Linked DNA regions of Homo sapiens: regions 1 and 2 are each linked to region 3. Evidence: chromatin loops called from intact Hi-C (ENCODE). Cell type or tissue: GM12878. All regions are shown on one strand. Region 1 overlaps CUX1 (cut like homeobox 1). Region 2 overlaps CUX1 (cut like homeobox 1). Region 3 overlaps CUX1 (cut like homeobox 1).

Region 1 (8,000 bases), 300 kb after region 3:
TTCTCAGCGAGACCTGATAACCTTGCTAATTGTGGAAGGAGACGCAGGTTGCCCTCTGATTTGAGGTTGTACAAGAGAGGTCTCCTGTTTGCTGTTTGGCCTCCTGAGCTCTGGCTTAGAGATTTCACTGCCTCTGAGAAACACCACAGGTGTTAGCGTGACCTCAGCACATACAAAGCCTGAAGGCTTTTTTTTTTCCTTTTTTTTTTTTTTTTTGAGACAACGGTCTCTCTCTCTGTTGCCCAGGCTGGAGTGCAGTGGTGCAATCATAGCTCACTGCAGTCTCAACCTCCTGGGCTCAGGCAATCCTCCCATCTCAGCCTCCTAAGTAGCTGGAACTATAGGTACATGCCACCACGCCTAGCTAATTTTTTGTGTGTGTATTTTTGTAGAGACTGAGTCTCACTGTGTTGCCCAGGCTGGTCTCAAACCCCTGGGCTCAAATGATCTTCCCGCTTCAGCCTCCCAAAGGGCCCTTCCGGCCACCGCACCAGGCTGAAGGCTTAAGAGAAACGTCACTGGCCAGATGCGGTGACTCATGCCTATAATCCCAGCACTTTGGGAGGCTGATGGGGGTGGATCACCTGAGGTCAGGAGTTCAAGACCAGCCTGGCCAACATGGCGAAAACCCGTCTCTACTAAAAATACAAAAATTAGCCAGGCGTGGTGGCGAGCACCTGTAGTCCCAGGTACTCTGGAGGCTGAGACAGGAGAATTGCTTGAACCTGGGAGGCGGAGGTTGCAGTGAGCCAAGATTACACTACTGCGCTCCAGCCTGGGTGACAGAGCAAGACTCCATCTCAAAAAAATAATAATAATAAAGAGAAATGTCATTGGTTGTGTGTACGGAGAATGCAAGAGCAATGCCAACTCCCTGGCCAATGGAGAGTATTATAAGTCTGGTTGAAGATATATTTCTACCACATGTTTGCTGTAAGCTAGGATGTCACCAGCCCAACCCTGAGCCTTTAAACTCCTGTGTCTGATTTTAACCTTGACACGTACTTGTCCCTTCAGATCCCTGGCTCTCGGTGACAATACCTGTCTTGCTTCTGTTTTCTCTCTAGGCCAGCGCTTATTTGGGGAGACCATCTTAGGGCTCACCCAAGGCTCTGTCTCTGACCTCCTTGCCCGCCCCAAACCCTGGCATAAGCTCAGTCTGAAAGGACGAGAGCCCTTCGTCCGGATGCAGCTGTGGCTGAACGACCCCAACAATGTGGAGAAGCTGATGGACATGAAACGGATGGAGAAGAAAGGTAAGTCTCCCTGCCCCGCCCGGGCCGGCTGCGTCCGCATTCATAGACAGGCTGTTTCTTTCAAATCTTTCACACACAGCTGATGAGGGACATTGACCCATGACCAAGGGACCAGAGGACAGGGCAAAAATATTTTTGGATGGTCATCAGCTAATGAGTACCTAAGAGGGCTGGAAAGTTGTGTAACTTTTTCTCTCCAGCAGCCTGAATCTAAAGATTTTTTTAGCACTGGGAGCACTTTTAACCAAGGAGAGCGAAACAGCTCTGGGGGCGCTGCATTTGGTTTTTGTGTTGTGTGGGTGGCTGATCGGGCTATCACAGCATTTACTGAGCATGTACCAGGTGGCTAGAGGCCTTCCTTTGTTATCAGAGAGAGAAATAAGAAATGCATTTTGTAGGCAGGGCACGGCGGCTCACGCCTGTAATCTCAGCACTTTGGGAGGCTGAGGCAGGCGGATCACTTGAGGTCAGGAGTTCAAGACCAGCCTGGCCAACATGGCAAAACCCCCTCACTACTAAAAAAAAAAAAAAAAAAAAAATATAGCCAAGCTTGGTGGCGTGCGCCTCTATAATCCCAACTACTTGGGAGGCTGAGGCACAAGAATCGCTTGAACCCTGCAGGCGGTGAACAGAGATTGAGCCACCGCACTCCAGCCTGGGTGACAGACCATGACCCTATCTCAAAAAAAAAAAATGCATTTTGTAGATCAGGAAACAGAGGTTCAGAGAGGTTCGGTGCCTCCACCAAGGTCACCCGGCCTGGAAAGTGACAAAGCAAACTCCTGCCACAACAGATCTCTCTCTTGCTGTTATTTCCCAGCCTCTGGGGATTTGGCCTCCCTAGAGGAATAACCCCACGTGCACCCACATGTCATCTCGAATGTGGATTCATGTTCTTCTTGCAGCCTGTAGGCTACAGCATAGGAAAAATGCCTAAAGCCAGGTGTGCTGTGCCTCTTGGTTTGCAGTTTCTAAGCGCTGGTCCTCGCCAGTGAGTCCGCCCCTCGAGCACCCTCAGTCCTCAGGTCACCTATGGTGCTGGGAGCTCACTGGGCGGCTGAACTGCATCCCTTAGGGGCAGAGACTGGGAACCAGCTGCTGCCGGTCTGACCGTAAGAAGCGGCAGCCTCCCTGATCAGCTAACGCAGAGGACCTTAACTAAGAGTGGGCATCCCAGGGGCCGGGCACAGTGGCTCATGTCTGTAATCCCAGCACTTTGGGAGTCCGAGGCAGGTGGATCACTTGAGGTTCAGAGTTCAAGACCAGCCTCAGCAACATAGTGAAACCCCATCTCTACTGAAAAATACAAAAATCAGCCAGGCATGGTGGCGCACGCCCGTAATCCCAGCTACTTGGGAGGCTGAGGCAGGAGAATCGCTTGAACCTGGGAGGAGGAGGTTGCAGTGAGCAGAGATGACACCACTGCACTCCAGCCTGGGCGGCACAGCGAGACCCCATCTCAAAAAAAAAAAAAAAAAGAATGGGCATCCCAGGCCCTTGAGTGGCTCTGCCCCAGCCCACCCCACCCCCGTCCCCGCCACACACACACACACACACACGCGCACACAACATCTGAGCCAGGGGTGGGTATGGAACCCAGGCCTGTCAGTTCTTAATTCACCCAGAAATTCCAGCCAAGCATCGCCGTTCTCACCCAACCCGGGAAAGGACTGCTGAAGGAGAGAGAGTGTCTGGTGCCTCCTCCAGGAACCCTATGGGGGTTCCTTTATAATAATAGAGGCTTCTATTTTCTGAGAACTGCCCTGTTTGCCAGGCACTGCGCTAAGACTGCTGTTCATCCACACGACTCTGCTTAGATGTCCTTATCCAGGAAATACGAACCTCGGTGCTTCATGCAGCCTAGCAGATTTCAATAGCTCCTATCAGTAGGGAACGGGAATTCATACTCAGGGCTGTCAGATTTCAAAGCAGATGCTCTTAAATATACATCCGCTGCCTCTGTGCTGCGAGCTGCCCCCCTGGGATGACCCAGGGGCACTGCTGCTGCCCACTGATGACCTGCCCAGGTGGTGGCCTCTGCCCCATTCAGGGCCCCTCTAGCGAGCTCTGGCCTGCCCTTGGGCCTGTAGTCTAAGGGTCTGAGGTAGGCCATGCCTCTTGGGCAGCCCCAGGCAGCGCTGTAAGCTGCAGAGGCCTGGTGCCACATTGCCCCCCTAAAAGTTTTCAACTTATTTTTCGTTTTGTTTTTTGTTTTTTGTTTTTTAAAGTCTCGCTATATTGCCCAGGCTGATCTTGAACTCCTGGCCTCAAGCAGTCCTCCCATCTCGGCCTCCCAAAGCGCTGGGATTACAGGCATGAGCCACTGCGCCCGGCCTTTTCAATGTCTTATTATGGGAAATCTCCAACATAAACAAAAGTAGAGAAAATGCTGTCATGAACCCAATAGATCTGTGCAGAGTTTCCCGTGATCCCCTCACCCGAGCAGCGTGAAGCTTCCTGCACTAGCCAGGAGGCAGCCCTCAGCCCTTAGGAGGGAGGAGGCCCTGACAACCCAACTCCCTGCTGTGTTTCTCACCCTGGGGCCCTTAGGAAAGGACCTTAGTCCCCGCAAATACATCTCCAGGGCTTCCCAGGCCTCCCATCTTTCCCTCGGCACAGGCTCGGGGCGCCCTCTTGTGTTACAAATGAATTACTGTTTCTGCGGGGCCCAGACCTTTCCAAAGGTGCCCTAGTATCCAAAGCCGCTGTGGTCCGATGGCCTTCTCTTCACTCCTGGGGGTGCCGGCCACAAAGGCTGCTCCCTAGAGAGGCCTTCTCCAGCCCCCTGCCAGCCCCTGGTCAGTCGTCTGTCCCCTAGGAGGGAACTGGAGGGAGTCCCCACGGTTGGACAATCCAACTCCTTTCTCTGGATCCAGCAGCTTTGACTCCGCTGTTTGGGTTTTCTATGGGGAAGATTTACCTTCTCAATTGCTTCTGAGTTCTCATGACAAAATGGCAAGTTAATTAAGGAAATCCCTTGCCTAAGCTGTTTATTTTATTTTTTTAGAGACAGGGTCTCTGTTGCCCAGGCTGGAGGGCAGTGATGCAATCATAGCTCACTGCTGCAGCCTCGGTGTTCTGGGCTCAAGTGATCCTCCCGTCCCAGCTACTCGGGTGCACGCAGCCTCGGTGTTCTGGGCTCAAGTGATCCTCCCATCCCAGCTACCCGAGTAGCTGGGACTACAGGTGCACGCCACCACACTGGCTAATTTTTAAATTTTTTTTGAGACAGGGTCTCTCTATGTTCTCCAGGCTGGTCTCAAACTCCTAGGCTCGAGCAATCCTCCCATCTCAGCTTCCCAAAGTGCAGAGATTATAGGCGAGAGCCACCACGCCCGGCGATGTCCTTCAGGATTCAGTTTAAACATCATCTCTTCTAGGCAACTTCCCCTTCTGCCTCCCCAGGTGTAGGGACCAGCCCCACAGGGTCTGTGGGTCTCTCCCCGTGTGTGGAGACGAGAGAGTATAGAAATAAAGACACAAGACAAAGAGATAAAAGGCAGCTGGGCCCGGGGAACCACTACCACCAAGTTGTGGAGACTGGTAGTGGCCCCAAATGCCAGGCTGCACTGATATTTATTGGATACAAGACAAAGGGGCAGGATAAGGAGAGTGAACCATCTCCAATCATAGGTAAGGCCACGTGGGTCACATGTCCACTGGACAGGGGGCCCTTCCCTGCCTGGCAGCCGAGGCAGAGAGAGAGAGGAGACAAAGAGAGAAACAACCTACACCATTATTAGAGACTTTTAGTACTTTCACTAATTTGCTACTGCTATCTAGAAGGCAGAGCCAGGTGTACAGGATGGAACATGAAGGCAGACTAGGAGCGTGACCACTGAAGCACAGCATCACAGGGAGATGGTTAGGCCTCCAGATAACTGCGGGCAAGCCTGACAATGTCAGGCCCTCCACAAGAGGTGGAGGAGCAGAGTCTTCTCTAAACTCCCCCGGGGAAAGGGATACTCCCTTTCCCGGGATACTCCCTTTCCCGGTCTGCTAAGTAGCCTGTGTTTTTCCTTGACACTGAGGCTACCGCTAGACCACGGTCCGCCTGGCAACGGGCGTCTTCCCAGACGCTGGCGTTACCTCTAGACCAAGGAGTCCTCTGGTGGCCCTGTCTGGGCATAACAGAAGGCTCGCACTCTTGTCTTCTGGTCACTCCTCACTGTGTCCCCTCATCTCCTATCTCTGTATGGCCTGGTTTTTCCTAGGTTATGGTTATAGAGCAAGGATTATTATAATATTGGAATAAAGAGTAATTGCTACAAACTAATGATTAATGATATTCATATATAATCATATCTAAGATCTATATCTGGTGTAACTATTCTTGTTTTATATTTTATTATACTAGAACAGCTTGTGTCCTCGGTCTCTTGCCTCGGTACCTGGGTGGCTTGCCGCCCACACCCAGGCCTGGCCGAGGAACTCTTCTCAGTATCCCCATGGTCTCTTGCACTTACTTACCCCCACCCCACTTTTCACTCTGCTGGGAACATCTCTCTGGATACTTCTCTGCCTCCCCTACTAAACTGTTAAGTTGTGCAGGGACAGGTGAGGACCTGACATTCCGTCAGAGCAGGTCCTTGGTGAGCATGTGCTGGTAACAGAATGGCTCTCATCTTAGCGTTGTTTCTTTTGTTTTGTTTTGTTTTGTTTTGTTTGAGACGGAATCTTGCTCTGTTACTCAGGCTGGAGTGCAGTGGCACCATCTCATCTCACTGCAACCTCCACCTCCCAGGTTCATGCAATTCTGCCTCAGCCTCCCTAGTAGCTGGGATTACAGGTGCGTACCACCACGCCCAGCTGATTTTTGTACTTTTAGTAGAGACGGGGTTTCACCATATTGGCCAGGCTGGTCTTGAACTCCTGACATCAAGTGATCTGCCTGCCTCGGCCTCCCAAAGTGCTTGGATTACAGGCATGAGCCACCATGCCCAGCCTCATCTTAGTGTTTTGAGATGCTCTATGCAAAGTCCTGCAAGCCGGCACTGTGCCGTCCCGCTAGCGGGACTGGGGATTTGGGCTGCTGTCCCAGCTGGGCCTGACCTTAGTCTGCCATCTCTTCCTCCGCAGCCTACATGAAGCGGCGGCACAGCTCAGTCAGTGACAGCCAGCCCTGCGAACCGCCCTCTGTCGGCACCGAGTACAGCCAGGGCGCCAGCCCCCAGCCCCAGCACCAGCTGAAGAAACCCCGGGTGGTGCTGGCTCCGGAGGAGAAGGAGGCGCTGAAACGAGCGTATCAGCAAAAGCCATACCCGTCACCAAAAACCATCGAAGACCTCGCCACCCAGCTCAACCTGAAAACCAGCACCGTCATCAACTGGTTCCACAACTACAGGTACGACGGCTGGCTCACAGGGAGCGCCGGTCGGCCCAGGGGAAGGGGCTGATCTGTCCGGAGGCCGCCATGGCGCACAGGGGTGAGGCTGGGGCCGGAGGTGGGGCGCTGGGAGCTCGGTGATTGGTCCGTTCCTTGGTCCCTTAGGGTTTTTTTTTTCTTTTCTTTTCTTTTCTTTTGAGATGGAGTTTCAATCTTGTTGCCCAGGCTAGAGTGCATTGGCGCAATCTCGGCTCACTGCAACCTCCGCCTCCTGGGTTTAAGCAGTTCTCCTGCGTCAGCCTCCCAAGTAGCTGGGATTACAGGCATGCACCACCAAGCCCGGCTAATTTTTGTATTTTTAGTAGAGACGGGGTTTCACTATGTTGGTCAGGCTTGTCTCAAACATCCTGACCTCAGGTGATCTGCCCACCTCGGCCCCGCAAAGTGCTGGGATTACAGGCGTGAGCCACCACGCCTGGCAGTTCCTTAGGTGTTATTGGAGGTTTTAACTGCAGAGATGTAAGGCCACGTCCCTTCCCGTCACTGTCACATAGTTAGAAACAGGTGGTATCTGCCATGACCCAGAAAGAAAATCACCTCTCGATTACATCATTTAATAAGGGAGAGTGTAGGCATTCATGGTTCAAAAGGAGTGAAACTTTTGTGGTTTAGTTTATATATATCTATATTTATAGTTATATTCATATTTATTTATTTTTAGAGACAAGGGCTTGCTCTGTCACCCAGGCTAAAGTGCAGTGGTGCAATCATAGCTTACTGCAGGCTGGAACTCCTGGGCTCAGGCAGTCCTCCCACCTCAGCCTCCTGAGTAGCTAGGATGCCAATGCACCACCATGCCTGCTGATTTTTTATAGAGACAGGGGTCTCGCTCTGTTGCCCAAGCTGGTCTCAAACTCCTGGCCTCAAGCAGTCCTACCACCTCAACCTCCCAAAGCCTTGTGATTATAGACATGAGCCACCACACCTGGCCTGAACTTTTATTTCTTAGTGATTTTGCAGTGCTTTCTCGGGGTCTTCTGCCATGTTATCTTCCAAATTAGTTTGATTAGTTCTGTAATTAAATAAATGAAGTCATTTAAGACCTTTGCATTTGGGAAAGTTCATGAGTTAATGAAGACAGATTGAGCATCTTCTAGATCTCAGATTCTGAGCTAAGTATTTCACCGAGTTATATCACTTAATCCTCACAGCTCACAAATGTATATGAGATACCTTATTCTTGTCATTCCTTTTTTGTTGTTGTTGTTGTTTGAGACGGAGCCTTGCTCTGTCGCCCAGGTTGGAGTGCAGTGGCACGATCTCGGCTCACTGCAGCCTCCTTCTCCCAGGTTCAAGCGACTCTCCTGCCTCAGCCTCCTGAGTGGCTGAGACTACAGGTGTGCACCACCACGCCTGGC
Region 2 (8,000 bases), 56 kb after region 3:
ATGAGGGTTGCAGGCTCCCCAGGCCCATCGCTGTGTTGGTGAGTGACAGAGCCTCTGTAAAGGAATGGGGATGAGCTCTGAGCCCTTTTCCCGTGGGCTCTGCTGCCTGGAGGCATGCCCTCCCTCGGCTTGTCTTCCAGCTCTCGCACAGAACCAAGTGTTAACTGGTGGTGGTTTGGAGACGAGAGGAAATGGACCGTAAGGACCATTGAGTTGGCATAAGGAGACCAGGGCCCAACTCCGGACCCTACCAGAGCAGAGTCTTTCTCCTCTGTAATGTGAGACTGTAGAGCTCTAGAATGTTCCTTCTCCAACTCAGAGCTGATGCTGTCAGGGCCCTGCTGCAGGGTCCTTCAGTGGCTCCCTGTGGCCTGAAGGACAAGCCAGCTCCTGCCCTGGAAGCCGTGGGGATGTGGTCCTAGCCTGTGCTCCTGCCTCGCTCACCTCCCTGGAACACCAGGGCCACCTCTCTGGGCTCCTCCTGTGCCCCAGTCTGCTCCTGCCACCCCTGTCCCACCGTGCTTCCTCCCTCCCTGTGCCTCAGCTCAGGCCTTGCCACCTGGAGCTCTGACCTCGTCCGTCTTGGAATGAGGCACCTGCATGGGTAGCCCATGGGTAGAGTTGCAGTCATCTGTTTGCTTTCGATTCACTCCCGCATCCCGACACAGTGCCCAGCACATCATCGATGAATGAGTGTGGGGCAAATGCTTGCACAGAAGTCCGTGCGTGAGCCACGACGGTAAACAGAGGCGCTCCTCTTGTCCTAATGTGGAACTCCCCAAGCTACGGGAAAGGGGTGCATATGGACCGCTGCTCACTCACGGCTCAGATACTTCCACGGTAATGGGTTGGCGACAGTGACTCAGCTTCTCATAGGTTCAAGCGGAAGAAATGGTGAGTCCTGGAGCACTGCTTGCTTTGAAGTCTGTTTCAGACTAGGGTCATGTTTCAAAGTTTTTGAATTTCTTTTTTATTCAAAAGACATTTGATGAGTTGACTATTGGGGGAACCTTGACCCCGGTGACTCCGTGGGACAGGGGATACCCCCGGGGTCCCTTATAAGCCTGCTGACTCACCGCCTGTTCTCCATCTTCTGTCTTCCACATTAGAAGCAAGGGCGGGGACATTGCCTTTCCCGGCCGCTGCGGTGTCCTGGCGCAGGGCACGTGCCTGAGGGCCCTTGGTCATCCGAGGGAGGACTGCACCAGGGACATCAGAGTGCTGATCTTACAGGAAACGGCAAATGAATGGAATTGGTCTGACTCCATATTACTCCTTACTTAGATGTAAAACAAATACACATGATTTTTCATCCTAGAAGAAAGTCTAAACGAACTCTTGACAAAAACAGCCAAGTTCAGAGAAAGCTGACTCTGTTGGTGTAAGAAGCGTTTTTTCAGGCTGGGCTGCTGGCTCATGCCTGTAATCTCAGCACTTTGGGAGGCCGAGGCAGGTGGATCACTTGAGGTCAGGAGTTCGAGACCAGCCTGGCCAACATGGGGAAACCTCGTCTCTACTAAAAATAGAAAAATTAGCTGGGCGTGGTGGCGCATGCCTGTAATCCCAGCTACTTGGGAGACTGAGGCAGGAGAATCACTTGAACCCGGGAGGCAGAGGTTGCAGTGAGCTGAGATCACGCACTGCACTCCAGCCTGGGCAACAGAGCGAGAATCTGTTTCAAAAAAAAAAAGAAGAAGAAGCTGTTCTCCGTGAGTCAGCCCCGGTGTCTGATAAGTGTCTGCAGCTGACAGCTCAGAGCTGGTGTCAACCCACTTTGGAGGCTGGGGTGGGAGGCAAGAAACCCAGACAGAACCCCTCCTGGCTGCAAAACCTCCAGGCTTAACTGTGGCGCCCACTCCATGGTGGGTCTTAACTCTCCTGAAAACACTTCATGGGCTGTGGGCCTCTCGGGTGCTTCTGCGCCAGCTCTTCCTCTTCACCTCCTGCCACAGATCTGTGTCCCCAGGCTCTCCTGTGTGTCTCCCTGCTCCTCCTTTCCCTCCAGGTCCGATTCCACAGCCCTGGGCTGCCTTTCCACCTCTGCCTTCTCTGGGGTATGTCCTCGCCTCTCCTGTCACCATTGTCCTCAGGGATCTTCCAGCTTTCCAGGCATTTGGAAAGAGGCCTCCATACCTTGATGTGGCCTCCCAGGTTCCTTGCGACAGAGTCCTGCGTCGGGATACCAGGGGCTGGGCGCGGTGGTTCATACCTGTTATCTCAGCACTTTGGGAGGCCAAGACAGGAGGATTGCTTGAGGCCAGGAGTTTGAGCCAGCCTCGGCAGCATAATGAGATTCCATCTCTACAAAAAAATAAAATTTAGCCAAGTGTGGTGGCATGCACCTGTGGTCCCAGCTACTCGGAAGGCCAAGGCAGGAGGATTGCTTCAGTCCTGGAGGTTGAGGCTGCAGTAAGCTATAATCGTGCCATTCCAGCCTGGGAAACAGGGTGAGATCCTGTCTCAAAAAAAAAATAATAATAATAATAATAATATTTGTAGGGGAAGGACACTCAGATTTCCTACTGGAAGCAAGGCTTCCTCATTCCATCAGATTCTGCTCCTCCTCCAAGGCTCGGCTCAGGGGCCTGCCCCTCCATGAACCTTCCCAGCCCTCAGCCCCCTTCCTTCCTATTCCCCCAGCACCGACGTCACCTCATCCTGCCCGACTCTGTAGCATGCAGGCCTCCGTCCTCCACCCAGCTGCAGAACCGGAGACCTCAGGTGGTATCTGGTTCCACGTGTCCCCAATGGCACCTCGCCTGGAACGATGTCTGCGCCGACCAGTGATAACAATCGAAATAGCAGGCGTGGCTGACCGTGTGCCGAGGCTCGGCGTGCCGCACTGGCCAGCCGTGATTTCATCTCAGCCTCTAGCATCCTGCTGGGGTAGGTTAATAATCCCTGGATTTCTCAGATGGGAAATGTTAGGAAAGTCTGTAAGCCCCCATGGAAGGTCCCGGAGCCCAAATTCAAACCCGAGTGGAGCGTTCTGTTGCTTCACTGTGCTCTGGTGTGAATTTTAATGTAAGGCCCTGGCATTTAAGAGCTCGAAGACACCATGGAGGTGGAGAGCTCAGCCCTGTCATTGGATGGAAGCTGAGACTGGTGAGATTCTCACCGGGGCTTTTGCAGGGAGTTTGGGGGAATTTTGAAGGTGGTACAGGTGTTCTGACCCCAACACCATCTCCTCCAGCTGGGCCACACACTTATTTCCTGCTCCTACCCCCGTCCTTCCCACCCCTTGGATTCTGGGTGTACAGAAGAGTGGGCACATGCTAAGGTCAGCCCTGGGTTAGCCTCATGGACAAGGTGGGCCTGGAGCAGGAACCCGCCTGATAGAAGACACTCAAAGTCTGTCCGTACACGCTCGGTGTGGGCATCGCTTGCACGCAGGTGCAGCTTTTGCTGTGGGAAACCACTTTAAATGAATTGATAGCCTCACCACAGTGGAGCCATGGCCCGACTGTGGAGAGACTCCATTGTAGAGAAATATTTGAGTGAAAGGTTTCATGTCAGAATAGCATCTGCATGCAAATAAGAGGCATGGGCGGGTGCAGTGGCTCACACCTGTAATTCCAGCTACTTGAGAGGCAGAGGCAAGATGATCTCTTGAACCCGGGATTTTGAGACCAGCCTGGACAACATGGTAAGACCCCATCTCTTAAGGAAAAAAAAAAGGTTTAAATTAGCTGGGCGTGGTAGTCCCCGTAGATGAAGTTATTTGGGAAGCTGAGGCAAAAGGATTGCTTGAGCCCTGGAGTTCAAGGCAGTAGTGAGCTATGATTGTGCCACTGCATTCCAGACTGGGCAACAGAGCCAGACCCCATCTCTTTTGTTTGTTTGTTTGTTTGTTTGTTTGTTTTGTTTTTTTGAGATGGAATCTCACCCAGGCTGGAGTGCAGTGGTGAGATCTTGGTTCACTGCAACCTCCGCCTCCTGGGTTCAAGCGATTCTCCTGCCTCAGCCTCCCAAGTAGCTGGGATTACAAGTGCCCACCACCATGTCTGGCTAATTTCTGTATTTTTAGTAGAGATGGGGTTTCACCATGTTGGCCAGGCTGATCGTGAACTCCTGACTTCAAGTGACGCTCCCACCTCGGCCTCCCAAAGTGCTGGGATTACAGGTGTGAGTCACCGCGCCTGGCCCAGACCCCATCTCTTTAAAACAAAAAAGTACATGGGATAAATGGGGAAAACACTCTTGAGACAAGACCAAAACATACAGTGGCTGCTAAATGTCAGTGCCATGAGCCCAGGGTTCTCCTACATCCCCTTCCGTGGTCAGGGAGGACTGCTGGGCTCTGTGTCTTCTGTGATTCTCCCCTGGCTCTGAGCCCTTTGCACCTGCAACTCACAGCGCCGCTCAGGTCCCTGGGGGTAAAGTGCCATAGGATAAAAGCCACAGGAGGGTTTTGAAATGCTCTTTTCCTCTCAGATATGTATTTCCGCATCTTTACGGAGTCTCATCAACGCTTTTTAAACCTCCCCTGGGATTTGAACCAGCGCCCATAGATACAGGTGGCTTGTCAGGTCAGCTAGGTGCTGCTACTGAGGCAGCATCTGTCCCTAGCCCCGCACCCACAGGTTCAGAAGGGGAACGCTTCCCCCGGGTGGCTTATGAGATCCAGTACTTCTAGTTTCACTTCTTTAAAAATACCGTAAAAAAGAAAAAGGCTGTCAAAACACAAGCAGTGTTTGAAACGAAGCTTTGTAGGTCCCCCTACACCACCACCGTCGTGGGCAGCATAGCGGATGAGTTCTGGGACACCAGCTAAAATGTGGGCAAGAGAAGCCAGGGCGCGTAGCAGATGTGTGTGTGTATCTTTATGGGATTCAAGTCATGTCTCTGTTTTGTTGACCAACTTCCGCTAGAATTCATAGCCATCTAGCCTATGTATTGGATTTTTATTTCTGTGATGTCTGCTTCTTTTAAAAATATCAGTTGGGGCCGGGTGTGGTGGCTCATGCCTGTAATCACAGCACTTTGGGTGACCGAGGGGGGTGGATCACTTGAGGTCAGGAGTTCCAGACCCACCTGGCCAATATGGCCAAACCCTGTCTCTACTAAAAATACCAAAATTAGCTGGACGTGGTGGTGTGCACCTGTAATCCCAGCTACTCGGGAGGCTGAGGCAGGAGAATCACTTGAACCCGGGAGGCAGAGGTTGCAGTGAGCTGAGATCGCGCCACTGCACTTCAGCCTGGGGAACAGAGTGAGACTTCATCTCAAAAAAAAAAAAAAAAAAATCAGTTAGTAGCCAGGCACCATGCACACACCTATAGTCCCAGCCACTCAGGAGGCTGGAGGATCACTTGAGTTCAGGAGTTCAAGACCAGTCTGGGCAACATAGCAAGACCTCATCTCTACAAAAAATAAAAAATTAGCAGGGCATGGTGGCACATGCCTGGAGTCCCAGCTCCTTGGGGGAGGCAGGAGCATCTCTTGAGCCCAGGAGTCCGAGACCAACTTGGGCAACATAGTGAGATTCCGTTTCAAAAATATGTATCAGTAGGTTAATCTAGACTTTGTTTACATGGGCCAAGTGGCCAAGGTCACATCTTAGAGTTGTGGACTGTATAATCAGGTAAGTGTGGCTACAGTCACAGAAAGTCAGGGTAGAAAGAGGCTTGGAGGGGGGTGCACTTCTTCTAGCCAGAGCTTTCCTACTGAGCTCCTTAAAGCACAGGGGAAAGTGGGACGGGGTTGGGGGGCAACCTAAAACCCACCCCCTCCCATCTTCAACCAGTGCGACCCTGTTTTTACCTGCTCAGCAGTATTGTGCATCCCTGTAAAATTTTATTTGAAAATGGCCTTCTGCAGTTAAAACTACAAAAAAAGGTTGAAAGTGGCCAACTTAAACTCCACTCTGTTTCTTTTTTGATTGGGGAGACTGGTGTGCATAGAAGGGAGGTGTCAGCTAACGAGACTGTTACCTCACCACAGATGCCCACCCGTGGGTGATGGAGCTCCCAAGTCCTGGGCCACACCCTACGTGCCCCATGCCCAGCAAGTTGGGTGGGGGAGGGGTCAGTACATGTTTGTAAGATAAAGAAAAACATCCTTCCCAATCAGCCGTATTACCCAGAGGGTGATACTGATTTAGATCTTATTTCAGTTTGGTTAGAGAAGCTCAGGTACCAGTGAGCAGAAGTCTGGCCATTGTGGTGGCTTCTGGAAGATGATGTGCCATACTGTTAGCAGGGGTGCAATTTGGGGTGTGAGGCCACCAGAGCTTTGATTTCCGCCCCCGCCGCCCCCCTCCAACCCCCGCCCCGCCGGATTATTTGGAGTTTTTTTATTGTTGTTCATGGTAATTACCTGCTATTAGACAACAATCTAGTTCCATTTGCAATAGGGAATAATACGTCTGTGACACAGTCTCCAGACTTAGGGAGCCTCTGGCCACCCCGAGGGGGCCCTGGTCATTCTGCTGCTGGTCATGCCTAGCTCTGGGTGGCCGACTAGGTGGCCTGGGCGGGAGGGTCCACTCTTTGCCTTTATAAAAAGAAGGGCTTGGGCCAGGCGTTGTGGTTCATGCCTGTAATCCCAGCACTTTGAGAGGCCAAAGCAGGAGGATCACCTTAGGTCAGGAGTTCAAGACCAGCCTGACCAACATGGCAAAACCCCGTCTCTACTAAAAAATACAAAAGTTAGCCGGGTGTGTGGTGGGTACCAGTAATCCTAGTTACTCGTGAGGCTGAGGCAGGAGAATCGCTTGAACCCGGGAGGTAGAGGTTGCAGTGAGCCGAGGTTGCACCATTGCACTCCAGCCTGGGTGACAGAGTGTGACTCCGTCTCAAAAATAAATAAATAAATAAATAAATAAGATAACAAGGCGTGCTGGAGATGGCCACAGGCCTCCAGCAGCCGCACCATCAGAGAAATGGAGTCAGAGAGAGCTGCAGCTGCTCTGATGGGGGGTGGGAGTATGCAGGATCCTCTGGGGGTGGCTCAGGCCTCCCAGGGGAGCACTTACCTTTTCATTTCATAGTATGTCGGAGCTGCTGATGCAGGAATAAAGCAAAGTGCCTGGCACTCTGCGCGACTGCTATTTTTTCATTCATTCATATATTTGTCCTTCCTCTACACATGTATGGCAGATTAACAAAAGCACCTCCACGGCCTAGCTATGTGGCCCCCACGGGTTTCTTAGCCTCTCTGAGCAAGTTGGACAGGGCTGCCTTTTCCTCTCCCTAACTCTGACTTCTGTCCCAGCCTCTTCCATCTAATGTCAGCCCTCATCCCTGCCTGCCCCTCCCGGTGCAGACTGGGACATTCTCAGGCTGTTTGAGCCACCCCTTCATCCTCTGTGCTTTTCCCTGGCATCCTGGACTCCCTTCTCCCCTTCATGGTGCTCCTAGGCCATTCCCAGCGCTCCTGTTACTCTCTCTGTCCTCCCAGCCCCAAACCCGTCCAGCTCTGTATCCATCTGCCTGGCTGCCATTCATGCTGCAGACGTAGCACTCCCAGAGCCCATCTGTCTCCACACATTGAGGCTTCCAGCCCCCTAACCCCGGTAGTGGCCACAGTGCCCAGTGGGCCACCCCAGCCAAGCCCAAGAGTGGCCACATGGGAGCCCTTCTTCCATCTCCCTCCCCTCATCCACACATTACCAAGTCTTGCCAATTTCATCTCCTGAGGACCTCAGCTTCTGTCATTCTCTCCCCATTATACTGCAGTTGCCACCGTTATTTCTCTCCTAGACCTTGGCTGGCATTACTTGGACATTCATTTCTTTGGAATCTCTTGGCCAGCTTTGCACACCTTTAACTAGACTAAGAAGATTTGAGGCCAGGGGCAGTAGCTCATGCCTCTAATCCCCAGCAGTTTGGGAGGCCGAGGTGGGCAGATCACCTGAGGTTAGGAGTTTGAGACCTACCTGGGCAACATGGTACCCCGTCTCTATTAAAAATACAAAAATTAGCCAGGTGTGGTGGCACACGCCTGTAATCCCAGCTACTCGGGAGGCTGAGGCAGGAGAATCGCTTAAACCCAGGAGG
Region 3 (8,000 bases):
CCATTGGCCTGTGAAAGCCTTCTTAACTTACGGAATTGATTATAAGCCAAAGCGTGGGAAAATCTCCCCTTCCACTTTGAGATTATGTCAGTCAAGAAAATGACAATTGGATACCAAGCCATGCTAACTCTGATACTTGCTGTCTTCGTTTTCTTCTTTCTTTGGCTAGGGGGATGGAGCGCGTGTGGTGTGGGTGGGACTAGTCACTGAGCATGTTATTGACTAACATTGGCTTTTCATTTTAACTTGCAAATGTGAGTGGCATAAAAGTGAGTTTACGAGGAGCATGACTGGCCTGTTATGCAGAGTCTTGTAATTTTGTTTGTGGCCCTTTATTTTAAGAAGATGTTGTGTTATATAGTTGGTGTCCTTAAAGGAGTATATAATTGGATCTGGAAGCTTAGATTGTGATTCTGACTTGGCCACTTAATGAATGCAAGATCTGAGCAAGCCATGACCTCTCTGTTGTTCAGTCTAAGAAAGGAGGTGTTGGTGCTGAGCATGGTGGCTCATGCCTGTAATCCCAGCACTTTGGGAGGCTGAGGCGGACGGGTCACTTGAGGCTGGGAGTTCGAGACCAGCCTGGCCAACATGGCGAAACCCCGTCTCTACTAAAAATACAAAAATTAGCCGGGTGTGGTGGAGTGCACCTGTAATCTCAGCTATTCAGGAGGCTGAGACGGAGAATCACTTGAACCTGGGAGGCGGAGATTGCAGTGAGCCGAGATCACGCCACTGCACTCCAGCCTGGATTTCAGAGCGAGACTCCGAGGTTCTGTGTGGCTGAGAGCCACACATTTTGCAACAAGAGACTCGTCCCTTTTCCATAGGTGTCCTTATTCCTATTGATCTTACCTGTGGGCCCAAGACTTAGGCACATCCCTTTCTTCTTAAAAGGCATCACCTCCTCTGCCTCTTGGAGTTTTCCTACCCAGAATTCATTCATGTGTGCAGCAAATATTCCTGGCAGTCCCATTGTGTGTGGAATGGGGTAAACCAGGAAGACTGTTGTGAGGGCTCAGTAACTTCAGGGACACAGCCGTCGTAGCTTATAATGGCAGCTGATATTTAGTGAGCACTTACTGCATATCCAGTACTATTCTAAACACTGGAAAGGCATTTAACTAACTTAACACTCACAGGATCCCTACGAAACAGGTACAGTGTTTATTTCTGTTTCAAAGAGAGGGAAACTGAGGCCCAGAGAGGAGGAGTAACTTGCCTAGGCCCACAGGTGGCAAAGCTGCCTGAAGGTTTTTTTTGAGACAGAGTCTCACTCTGTCGCCCAGGCTGGAGTGCAATGGCACAATCTCAGCTCACTGCAACCTCTGCCTTCCGGGCTCAAGCGATCCTCACTTCAGCCTCCCAAGTAGCTGGGGCTACAGGCATGCACCATGGTGTCTGACTGATTTTTGTATTTGTTGTAGGGAGGGGTTCTCACTATGTTACGCACGCTGGTCTCAAACTCCTGGGCTCAGTCCCTCCCAAAGTGCTGGGATTATAGGTGTGAGCTACCGTACCCCTCAGGAATTCTTATTTTTTAGATGGAAATTTTAAATTGGCTTTTATTGGAATCTCATTAAATTTGTAGATTTGGAGAGGCTTTAGAAGGCATTTTCAAGTTTTGATTGATTGTTTTAGATTTCATTCATAGGTGAATTTCATTCTCTATATTTTACTTGAGGGATCCACGGAAACTACCTACATGGACTTCACTTACTCTGGTTCATTGTGTGGGATACAAAATCGTCAAAATTGAAGGATTGATCATTGTGTCTGGAGCCAGGCATAAAAATAAACCTCACTCTGTTATCATAGGTGGCTGTGATTAAGATCGAGGGAAATGTCGGCCCTGGGCCTCCTAACATTGACAGTTTCCTTCAGAAGATTAAGTGCGGCTTCATTTTTGGCCCGGGCCATCAGTAGCTTAAAGCCATTACTGTCTATTGGCTGTTTGGTTTGTCTGAAATATGGGGCCGGCGTCAGCCTATTTCCCTGGGGTCAGGTGTGTTCACATAATCAAAGTGCCAGGAACCCATATCGCATGCAAGCGTGTGTGTTCAAATTAGCCTTCTCCAGGGAGGAATTCACAGCACCAGGAATACGCGCAGAGATGTTCTTTTGCACTTTTGCATTTTAAAACGTGCATCGCTTACGAGCGCAGCATTTTCAAGCCTTTTCTTGAGATCAGCTCGTTCAGTTACATGTGCTTTTGAAGATGACCATTTGTGAAACCATCAGCCACTGGCAAAGTGAAGAAAAATGAAGATTTCGGCCTGGTTGATGTGTGCTCGGGGAAAGGTGATAGCTTCTGTTTCCTTGAATTAAAAGCTGCAGACAAGTATATTTTCATTTATTTTGTTTATAAATCAACAACCCACGAAAGGTATTTCATACGTATTTAAATGATTGCTTTGCCGCCATCAAGAAAAAATACTGTTTCACTTAACAGTGAATTGAGACAAGGAAAAGTGATGTGTGAATAGAAATAAAGAAATTAAAGTAAAAAACAGGATCAGGGTAGGTTCTAGGGCTAATAATTTAAGAACAGAACATGTGGTTTAACTCTTTTTGCCACTCTAAGGAGAGGTGATATTTGTATTTTTCTTTTTACTGAAACCAGATCGTGAGACACGCTTTTCATTCATACTTGAAACTTGATAAAATGTTTGGCTTTATATTAATTTTCTCAATTATAAGTGTGGGAAATGAATTCGTTGATAACCCTTTTCAAGTAAATGAACTGATTAGAACCAGAAGAGCCGAGAGTCATTTTTATTTTAAAATTCTTTTTGCATGAACACATGTAGTGTTGAGGAATATGTGGAAAATTGAAATATTGCTTCTCTCCTACCGTGTCTCCAGTGCCTCGATAAATCACCTTTTTTTTTTCCTTTTAAAATGTCTGGCCTTATAATTTATGTTTGCATAACCCATTACTAAATTCATAGTAGGTGTTTTAGTTGGCAGGCATTATTCCAGGGATTTGGAGGAGTTTAAAAAAAATACAGAGCCTTTGTTAGTATTTATACTAAGTGGACATTTTCCTTTTTTAACAACAACAACAAAAAAGAATTAGATTTTTAAAAAAGAATTCAGAGCTAGCTATTTACCTTTTTCCTAGACAAACACTATTAAGTCCATATTCTCACATTATTCATTGTCTTAATGGAGATTAAGATTTCTTAATGGACTTTATTATAGCTTTTCTTTCTTTTTTTCAAAATTAGAACTGGCCGAAGAAAATGCTTCTACTATTAAGATCAGATGAATTTCTACAGAATTTTCAGTAGGTGTCATGTTGTATAGGAAATAAACATTTCTGTTTTAGTAGGTTTTCGATTTCTTACCTCCCGTTGACCGTTTTGATCATAAAGTGAAGATGAATACATTCATTCATTTACTGCAGTCTTTGGTACTTGAACAGAAATAGCAGTGTTCTTGGTTTGTTCGCATACTTGTGGCTTACCTTTGAGACTTTCTAATTTTTAACCAGACATTTAAAAATAGCCATTCTGTCTTTTAGCCCTAATTTAGAAAAACTTGTAGCGCTTTCCTTTGAAATGATGAAAAAAAAAGTTCTTTCTGTTTTCTATCATCAAAGTTTAAAAAGCGATGTTTGGATATTTTAAAAGCCGGAAAGACCATGTATGGCGTGCTGAGGAAGTTTGCTTTGTTTGATCATTTTCTCTTCCCCTCACCCCCATCAGCTGGCTAATAATGTTTTCCATGTTAAATGTGTATCACAGCCTGTTGAAATCCCTGTGGTTAATCAGAAGAGAAGTTGTTTCTATCCTATGGAACCTTAATACAGTTGTCAGGAGGTTTGTGAACAGAAATTCAGAATTCATCACACTGTAACGATGATCTAAAGGTCAAGTTGTACAGTATAAATTTGAAAATCTCTCTCTGACTTCCTTTCTACCTAAATTAGAGCCTAAAAGTCATGAGAATTTTGTCTTCTTTTTGTTTATTTTAGAGATAGCATAGTCGATGTTTTAAAAAGTTGCCACCTTTTCACTATAATGCGCTCCCATTATCAGAGATGTTTATTCTGGTTGTATCTCTCTGACAACCTTCAATACTTAACAGAATAATTTAGTTTGGATTCAAAGAAGTGCCTCTTCTATTTCTGTGTTTGTTTCTAGAAACTTTGAGGTGGAGGAATTATTGTTCCTTCTTCTTGGCAATGTTCAGGGTTTCACGAATCTGACTTTTAAAAGCCCAGCTCTCAGCCCCGAGCCTCTCATGAGTTAAAGAAAGGGTTTTGCAGCTTTTGGTAGACGAGAAACACATTTTATGGCTCTTCATGAAGTTGCCCGCTCCGTCCACGTCCTGTCCTCTTCCTCCTTCCCAGTTTCTGGGCTCCCTGGCTCTTGTCATGAGGCTTTCAGTTTTGTGTCCCAGAAAGCGCTTCCCCCGGGGACAGTGCCATGCCAAGGCTGGGAGAAGGGAAAAAGGAGGTGTTTATCGCCTTGAAGATGCCTTCCAGCCTTTATTATTAACTCCCTTCCAAAGTAAACTTTCGGGTTTTTTTCAAGTCTGTTCTGGCCAAAGTACAGTTGGGTTTGCCGTGTTCTCTAGGAGTAGAGGTGAAAACAGCATTGCCCGGGGTGAGGAGCAGGAGGAGGAAGGGTCCACGTATAGGAGTGGATGGAGGGGATCTGTGAGACAGCTGCTGGGACAGATCCGACTTGGAGACTGTCAGGCCTCTGAGCCCAAGCTAAGCCATCATATCCCCTGTGACCTGCACGTACACATCCAGATGGCCGGTTCCTGCCTTTACTGATGACATTCCACCACAAAAGAAGTGAAAATGGCCTGTTCCTGCCTTAACTGATGACATTATCTTGTGAAATTCCTTCTCCTGGCTCATCCTGGCTCAAAAGCTCCCCTACTGAGCACCTTGTGACCCCCACTCTGCCCGCCAGAGAACAAACCCCTTTTGACTGTAATTTTCCTTTACCTACCCAAATCCTATAAAACGGCCCCACCCCTTTCTCCCTTCGCTGACTCTCTTTTCAGACTCAGCCCACCTGCACCCAGGTGAAATAAACAGCTTTATTGCTCACACAAAGCCTGTTTGGTGGTCTTTTCACACGGACGTGAGTGAAAGAGACTGCCATTCATGAATGGACAAGGCCTGGCTCCGTCCACGCTTTCCCAGCTCTGTGTCCTGCCATCGGACATGCTGGCACATCTGCTGTGGGTGCCCTGCACTTCTCCGGGCACTCCTGGCCCAGCTGGGGAGGTTGGCATGGTATCCACCATTTTGTTCTAAAGTAGTAAATGAAACTCTTGGGAGGGCAGCACCCAGCAGATGTTTGGAGCTAGAGACAGGGCTCTGGGGATGTGTAGGAACCCGGACCTGGTGTGGCAATGGTGTGGGGCTGTCACGAGGCGTGAGGAGGCTGGGGTGGTGTTGGGGACAGCACACGATGCTGGGGCTCAGGCCAAGTGAAGCTTGGACTTCACTCTGTCTGAGGCTTTGCCAAGTGTCAGAGGGTGCACACTTGGGAGTCACATGGCCAGGCTCACATTTCCAGCCGAAGTTACACTCTACAGCCTGGCAGCAGATGGACGTTTGGGGACAGAGGTGGAGCCGGAACAGCTGAGACACTGTTTTAGAGGACTCTGCGAGAAACACGCTCTTAAAACAAGGAAGCGGTGGTTATGTCTTATTCAACAACGATCTGTTGTGGACCAGCTGTGTGCCAGGCAGTTGCAGGCCCTGAGGCTGCAGCAGTGAGCAGAAGGCCAAGGTCCCTGCCCTCGCGGTGCTTACATTCTAGTGGAGACAGATGTTAAACTACAGGGCAGGAAAACACTGTCAAGGAGATGCAGGTGGAGGATTCTGACTGTGGAACTGGGGCATAGAGACAGTGGGTTTTGAAAGCACTTGGCTGAGAAGGATGGGAGGAGGGAGGAGGGAGGAGGGCGGGTACATCTGTAGATGGACCAGGTTAAGGTATGGACTTCCCCATCCTGACAAGGGGGAGCCCCAAGCTTGTTTTCAGGTGTGACGGGGGTGGGGAGAAAGAGAGCATTCCAAGAGAGGCACGAACGTCATTTCCAGAGCGAGATGAAGGTCACAGAGTTTGGGAGGAGATGGGATCCGGCACTCGGGCTGGCGAGCAGACAGGAGGGAACTCAGGGAGATGGGAACCCCGGGGAGGAAGTTAGGGCAGGATCCCCTGGGAGTTTTCCCGGATACATAGGAGAAAAGGTTATCCTTCAAGGGTGAGCGGGGGCTAAGTGCAGGGGACAGAAGAGAGGAAAGCCCGGCGACCATCATGCCCGGCTGCCGTGGGTGGTCTGGATTGGAGGCGGCAGCCGGGCTGTGTTTGTGCGGAGGGTGGCAGGGGGCCAGCGGAGGAAACTGCCCAGGCGCCAGCCCTGCCATCCCCACCGGCCTCCTCGCTTTGGGGTTTTGCTTTCTGCCCTGGCCACGTGGGACCGGCTAGGTGGAGATCATGCAATCAGGGTTCCCAGCTCTCAGAACCATAATGGTTAAGCAAGCAGCTTCGTTTCCAGGCACGCAGGAGCTCCCCCGTGTCAGCGTTTTCCTAACATGGCTAATCATAAAAACCTCCTGGGTGTGTGTGTATGCTTGTTAAAAATACTGTCCCTGGGCCCCACCCTAGACTTAGTGAGACACAGTCACCGGGGAAGGGCCTGGGGACTTGCATTTAGAACCAGCTCCTGGAATGCTTACTCTGAGGCCAGTTTGGGCCCCCTCCCATGGCCTCCCTCTGTGTCCCTTCCTCCAGATGCTGATTGAGGATGTGTCCCCTGCCGGGACTGTGTTTGCATGTCTCTGTCTCTGTCACAAAGTAGATGCCTGGGGAGTGTGTGCTGCGTGGCCCCCTGAAGACCCTGTACCGGGATGTCAGCACCCCAGCCCCCAGCTCCTCCCCCTGTGAAAGACATTAGCTCCTGGAGGGGCTCAGGTGGTGGAAATGAATCTTAGCATCAATGTTTAGACCTAAAAGCCATCTCCAGGTCATCATAGCACATGACAGAGATAGAGGCAGAACCTGGTGGCCATAGGATTATTTCTGAGCAAAGATCGCCCAAGCTTTGGCATAGGCCAGGGTTATTCACATGTCCGAGTCCCTGGAAGTGGGGTGTGAGGAGGTTGTGGGGGGCCTTCAGAATGAGGGAAAAGGGATAAATCAAAATCAAGTCTTTTTTTTTTTTTTTAATTGAGACAGAGTCTCGCTCTGTCTCCCAGGCTGCAGTGCAGTAGCACGATCTTGGCCCATTGCAACCCCTGCCTCCCAGGTTCAAGCAATTCTCCTGCCTTAGCCTCCCGAGTAGCTGGGACTACAGGTACGTGCCACCATGCCCAGCTAATTTTTTTGTATTTTTAGTAGAGACGGGGTTTCATCATGTTGGCCAGGGTGGTCTCGAACTCCTGAGCTCAAGTGATCCACCCGCCTTGGCCTCCCAAAGTGCTGGGATTACAGGCGAGAGCCACCGCGCCCAGCCTAATGATATAAATATTAGTAGATTTCTGCTTACTCACTTCACCACCAGCATTTTCTAGCAAATGTGAGTTCAGCAGACACCAAAGATTTTTATAAATCAAAGTAGACAGTCTTTAACGTTGAGAAGATTCTGTTAACTCATCTGTTCTACCCACACTCTTGCCCTTCCCTCCTCACAGAAAAGCCAGGAGAAGGGTGAATAATTGAATTACAGATGACAGTAAATATTTGGATCTAGCTGCTTATGAGGCCTTAATGATATCAGTCAGTACAAAAGGTTGATATCCATGTTTTTTGGTGTGTGTATTTTTTTTTTTTTTTGAGACAGTCTCACTCTGTCACTCAGGCTGGAATGCAGTGACGTGATCACAGCTCACTGCAGCCTCAACCTCCCAGGTTCAAGCGATCCTTCCATCTCAGTCTGCTGGGTAGCTGGGACCACAGGCGTGTGCCACCACACCCAGCTAATTTTTTGCAGAGACAGGGTCTCGCTATGTTGCCCAGGTTGGT

The links. A loop is a pair of places that touch in the nucleus more often than their neighbours do. Peaks named below come from ENCODE experiments on the same cell type or tissue, not always from the same donor. Only the 100,000 strongest peaks of a DNase experiment are listed, where the experiment ranks them.
Region 1: it touches region 3 in a loop (3.0-fold over the local background); 4 of 110 quality-filtered maps call a loop at or near these places.
Region 2: it touches region 3 in a loop (4-fold over the local background); 3 of 110 quality-filtered maps call a loop at or near these places.

Annotation. Positions count from the first base shown.
Region 1 is chr7:102,232,985-102,240,984 of GRCh38, forward strand. CUX1 (cut like homeobox 1) reads left to right here. Exons shown (of 24, transcript NM_181552.4): 22 at 1,068-1,256; 23 at 6,336-6,600. It overlaps LOC124901711 (a long non-coding RNA gene), which reads right to left. Exons shown (of 3, transcript XR_007060458.1): 3 at 7,568-7,654. Among named protein-coding and RNA genes, the nearest start is that of SH2B2, 50 kb to the right of the region's middle. RefSeq lists a silencer at 7,077-7,146. In GM12878, a CTCF peak has its summit at 3,889 (motif pointing left); a DNase peak (open chromatin) is centred at 7,187.
Region 2 is chr7:101,986,532-101,994,531 of GRCh38, forward strand. The region is part of intron 2 of CUX1 (cut like homeobox 1); the gene reads left to right. Among named protein-coding and RNA genes, the nearest start is that of CUX1, 170 kb to the left of the region's middle. RefSeq lists enhancers at 413-1,612, 2,402-3,211, 3,107-3,156, 4,696-4,755 and a silencer at 1,558-1,852. In GM12878, a CTCF peak has its summit at 4,608 (motif pointing left); DNase peaks (open chromatin) are centred at 3,471 and 4,600; H3K4me3 peaks cover 2,423 bases; H3K27ac peaks cover 4,769 bases.
Region 3 is chr7:101,930,322-101,938,321 of GRCh38, forward strand. All of the region lies in intron 2 of CUX1 (cut like homeobox 1), which reads left to right. Among named protein-coding and RNA genes, the nearest start is that of CUX1, 120 kb to the left of the region's middle. RefSeq lists enhancers at 4,516-5,087, 5,088-5,659, 5,605-5,744, 5,660-6,231, 6,232-6,803. In GM12878, no CTCF peak of the experiment used is centred here; a DNase peak (open chromatin) is centred at 3,620; H3K4me3 peaks cover 1,218 bases; H3K27ac peaks cover 288 bases.